2 separate regions of the Mus musculus genome follow, and region 1 is linked to region 2. The links are chromatin loops, found by intact Hi-C in ENCODE. Cell type or tissue: left cerebral cortex. All regions are shown on one strand.

Region 1 (2,500 bases), 62 kb after region 2:
AAGCCATCCAGTTCGTGGCATTTTTGTTAGAGAGCCAGAGCTGAGCAAAGCCGTGAGTTTGAGATGGTCCATGTGCTGGATAGTGTTTATTGTTCATTTGACACTGCCTCAAGTTATATGGGAAGAGAGTCTCAATAAGGGATTTTCTAGATCATGTTGACTCATAGGCTTGTTGGTGAGAGATTGTCTTGATTGCTAATTGATATAGGAAGACCCAATCCACTGTGGGCAGGGTAATTCCCTGGGCAAGAGTTCTAGAACCATATAAGAGAGGAGAATACTGATGGATGAGTAGCAATAAAACAAGCAAGAATGCACACATCTATTTTCTTGGGCTCGTGGCTGTGGATGTGGTGTGCCTTGCTACTGAGTTCTGCCCTGACTTCCCTTGATGATAATAACCCGGGTCTGTAAGCTGAACATACCCTTACTCCCCTCAGTTTCTGTATGTCAGGGTATTTTTTTTTTATCACGGCCACAGAAATGGAGCTATAAACAAGGCCTGAGTGAGGTTTGGTGCTTCTAACAAGCTCCCAGGCCACATAGCTACTGCTGATGTTGGATCCACACATCTGTAGTTCCGAGTGAGGATTGCCAGAGCGAGGAGTCCTTTAAAATACTGGACAGTTGGTCTGGTAAGAGGGTTCAGGGGTTAAGAGCACATGTTGCTCTCGCAGAGAACCAAAGTTTGGTTCTCAGCACCCACCTCAACTCATTATTTCTGAAAGTCCCACCCTCCAAATTCATAAAGAACTGGACTAAAAACACACTGAAAGTCCAGCTCCCAGCAGTCCATGCTCAGAGGCTCACACTACTGATCCAAAGAGCAAACACAGACCTTTCCTTAACATCTCTGTCAGTGTCTGTGGCCTGCAAGAGGAATCTAGGGCTCACCTTCAGTGACCAGCAGGAAGTGAGTGACAGGTAGAACTCCTACGTCTCCCAGTTTTCACTGACCTAAGCAACTTCTAGGGGTGGCTGGGGGAAGACAGCGGAGCATTCTGACTCAACTCAGACAAATAGGAACTAAGGGGAAGCTGGTAACTTACAGGGGAAATCGATTATAATCTAGAAAGCCAAAGGGGGGGGGAATCAAAGACTCATGGAGCAGGCTACAAATCTGGGCCTCCTAAAGGTCCCAGGGTGAAGCTGGAGAGCCTAGGAGGACATGTGCGGCCATCAGTCACACCTGAGAAGCACGTCTGGGCAACCTGTGTCCAGAATGGGCTGTCTGTGCGGGAGCTGGGAAGACTGATGAGGTGGGAGGCAGCAAAGCACAGGCTTAGAGGGAAATAAAACTCGTCTACGGTTAGGATGAACGTGACAGAGCTCTGCCCAGCCACAAAACGTAGGAGAAACAAGCTCACTATTACGGTTCACTCGGGCTCTTGACTTACCGCTCTCGGACAGCAGAATTCTGCTTTCTTAGGACACAGCTGCAGTAAACAGCGTGACCTGTAACTTCCTCTAGGATTGATGTCTCTTTCTCAGGACCCACTATCCACAAAGAAGGGCAGGGCAAGCCGCAGATAAAGGATACAGTGTGAAACTCATGTTCCACCCCCACGCTGGTTGTCTGATAGGATGTTGGTCATCTGGGGTTAGGTAGAGCCCTTTTGTCCATCATTGCCAGACCCTTCCCTCACCCCATAGAACTATAGAACTAGCAAAGATCATTTCTGCTCCCTATGGGTTAATGCATTGCTGTCCATATGTCCTTTCCTGAAAATGCCTTCTGGGTGCCTGCTCTTGGTGGAGCGCACCGTTAATAGCAACACTCAGAAGTCGAAGGTATTTCTGTGAAGTTGAGACCATCCTGGTGTGCAGAAGTAGTTCCAGGACATCCAGCACTACACAAACACAAAACACCTCTGGGAGGAGGTAACTAAGGACCTGGCTAAGGAATATAGATTGATTTGACCCATTGCAGATAGTTCTTACAGAGAGCCACCATGGTGTTTCAAAACATCAGATCCTCCCAGAACCACTATATCCCCCAAGGAAGTCCTTCCCAAGACCAATGGGTAGGCATAGTAACTTGTAAGAAGTAGGGGAAATGGAACAATCCAGAAAACAGGTCAGTCAGCCTTGCCAGCCGCTGTGAGCCGTGACTGGGTAAATCTGAGCAGATGGATGATGTCTGGGGATGGGAGATCTGTGAAGAGAGTGCGTCAGCAGGCCTGCCAGAATGATACTGCTTTAGTCTGAAAGCGAAGGATGCCCCCGAAACATCTAGCCGTACTTTAAAGAACTGTAAAATACTCCATCTGTACCCAGCCAGAGGAACACATTGGGGTGGTGAGAAATCTTCTGAGAAGAAAACTGGCAGCCTTCAAATGTGGCACAGTAGAAGTTCTGCCGCTGCACTGGAGGAGGGTCAGGGGCGTTCCCTGGTGGGCCAATGGGAGAGCAAGCTGTCGTAGGTAGCTCATAGGCGTGAAATCGTGTAGTGCCCCTGCCTGTCACTTAGCCTACAGTCCTTGAGGTTTATCATTGCTAC
Region 2 (2,500 bases):
AGTAGGTTTCTAGCTCATCCCTGAGATATCCCCAATTCTACTGTTGGTCTTCTTGTGGCACCAGAGCTTGTCTCTGACTCTTTTGCCAGCTTGGGCATCTGAGACCGTTTTCCTCCTACCGGATCACCCCTGGTCCAGCCTTGACAAAAGAGGTGCCTAGTCTTATTGCAACGTGATACGCTATGTTTGATTGATACCCTTGAGAGCCTGTCCTTCTCTGAAGAGAAACATTAGGAGGAGTGGATGGGGAGGGGAGAAGGGTATGGAGGGAGGGGCCAGGAGGGGGAGGGGGAGGAGACTGTGTTTAGGATGCAAAGAATCCAATGGGAATAATGAAAGGTGGAAGACGGAGTTGCGTCTTCCTCAATTCACGGGTGTGTTTGTAGAACCAAAGCTGTTATTAATAATCCCCCAGACAGGCTTAAGAAATGACCGAACACCATCAAGATATGCACTTTGGGGGTCTCTGCTGTCCTAGTATATACACAGTCCGAGGTTCAGTCTCCAACCTGGCTGGAGGGGAGGTGCAGCGAGGACTTTATATATATATATATATATATTTTTTAATTATTGCTTTGAAACAAAACATTTATGGCAGAAACACTGGGAACTTGTTGTCCAGCCTGGTGGCTAATACTGTTTTCAGAGTAAAATGCCACTCGTAAAAAGTGTTCTCCCATGCCTCTGGGACATTTGGGTGTGATTTAGGAAGCCTGGGTTGTGAGGATTGGGCAATAGTTTTTCACTTCAAACTGCCAGGGCATTTCATTGCCACCCCAGAGGAGTCTTCGGCCAGGGGCCCACCACTTTGCATTTCAAAGCGTGTCAGGCTGGATTTAAGAAGCCCTTTTATTTTCTGGGGATTCAGCCCCTCTTTTGGGGTTGGAACTGATCCCTTCCACAGTCTATCCCAACACACACACACACACACACACACACACACGTACATACACACACGTACATACACACACACACTTGCGCGCACACACCCACACCTTTCCATCTTTGCTTAGCTTGAATAAGGAAAAGCAAACCTTCTCCAACAACACCACACCAGACTCTCTACTTTAATTCATTTCCTAAAGATAAGTGGGTCAGAGTTAGATTGGCTTCCAGTCTCTGCTGCAGCTGAATAAATTACGCCCCACTCACCCCTGCAAACACTGCTTCTGCCCGATCCCCTTCCCATCATGGGCTGCCCTGTCTTGCCTGAACCTGCTTTGTCTGTTTGCTATAAAACCCCACTGAGACACCCCAGTTTCATTTCCACCCTTGGTAATAACAGCAGCAAAGTGCAGTGCGCCTTCAAAGCCAGGAGAAAATAAAATACATGAAAACCAGCGCACCCGGCTTTCTTCCGTGTGCTTCTTGCTGTTCTACGGGCAACACACGCAGCGTGAGGCTGCAGAGAACTGCCTTTTCCATTCAGGGGCTTTGCACTTGATTGGGCCCAAGTGGGGACTCTCGGAAGACACCCATAAAAAGGGATGACTTATCTCCGCGATATGCTGCTTAGTCTGTGGGTTTGAAGGATGCACAAATCTAACTCAACGGCGAGCGCTGCTGGAAACCCACGGAAAGGCTGCTGCCGCCGTGGAATCCGCAGCTCCTGCCAAGAGACTCTGGACTGTTTCCCCTCTTTGGGAACTGACTCTTTCAGGCACATCAAAGAATAGTGGGAATAACTGGATTTCATCAAATGGGCTTGCACACCACCAAGAGAAAGATAGACAATTCAGAAAGCCAGCCACATAACTTCCTGGGAGACAATGCCTACACAGTCTCCACCACTGCTGGAGAGACCTGTCCAAAGAATGCTATGGAGCCTTGAGTGATTAAAAACGCAGTGCAAGTCTTAAAGGAGGAAACACTTTGCACATTTTTTATTCAGTCTGGGTGCTCTAAAATCAGTCTCGAGGCGATCTACCAAAAAAAAAAATAATAATAATAAAATAAAAAACCATGTTCAACTCTGAGTTAAAGGCTCCTCCAGTCTCATAAATAGTTCAGGAAAAGCCTTCATGATCTCCATGTCATTGTTCAGACTCAGATAGGACTAATGTAGATTCGGGTCTGTCTTACAAGATGCTAATAGATTGACTCGACTCTTCAGACTTGAAACTTTCTTTCAGGATTCCTTGGCTGTAGCTGAAATCCAAATTGATGCATTCTGTACTTCCAATCAATCCACACGTTTGAGTATTGCGTTCTCCCCAGTTGCGTAGCACTCAGTAAAACGCCCTGACACATAAGATCGGCTTACAGTGAGGGCTTCGTGCTGGTGTCATCAAAAAGCCAGGGTTCCTGCTCATCAAAGACACCACTCTGTTAGACATCCTCCAGCGAACAGTAGCTGGCACAGAGCTTCCTAAACCATTAGCTCACAGTAAATAGGAGTGTGATTTCATAATCTAGGATGGACTACACCAAACAAATGAAGAAGGAATATTAACGAATGAATAATCATTGACAGAATATGCAAATGGAATACAGTAAACAT

What was found. Peaks named below come from ENCODE experiments on the same cell type or tissue, not always from the same donor. Only the 100,000 strongest peaks of a DNase experiment are listed, where the experiment ranks them.
Region 1: a loop joins it to region 2, with 8 times the contacts of the local background. A loop is called at or near these places in 2 of 42 quality-filtered maps.

Annotation. Positions count from the first base shown.
Region 1 is chr14:117,956,319-117,958,818 of GRCm38, forward strand. The region is part of intron 7 of Gpc6 (glypican 6); the gene reads left to right. Among named protein-coding and RNA genes, the nearest start is that of Mir6239, 3.7 kb to the left of the region's middle. In left cerebral cortex, no CTCF peak of the experiment used is centred here; DNase peaks (open chromatin) are centred at 1,377 and 2,229; H3K4me3 peaks cover 87 bases; H3K27ac peaks cover 769 bases.
Region 2 is chr14:117,894,229-117,896,728 of GRCm38, forward strand. The region is part of intron 6 of Gpc6 (glypican 6); the gene reads left to right. Gm52110 (a long non-coding RNA gene) reads right to left here. Exons shown (of 3, transcript XR_003951109.1): 3 at 1-2,500. Among named protein-coding and RNA genes, the nearest start is that of Gm52110, 14 kb to the right of the region's middle. In left cerebral cortex, no CTCF peak of the experiment used is centred here; DNase peaks (open chromatin) are centred at 1,100 and 1,560; H3K4me3 peaks cover 849 bases; H3K27ac peaks cover 1,461 bases.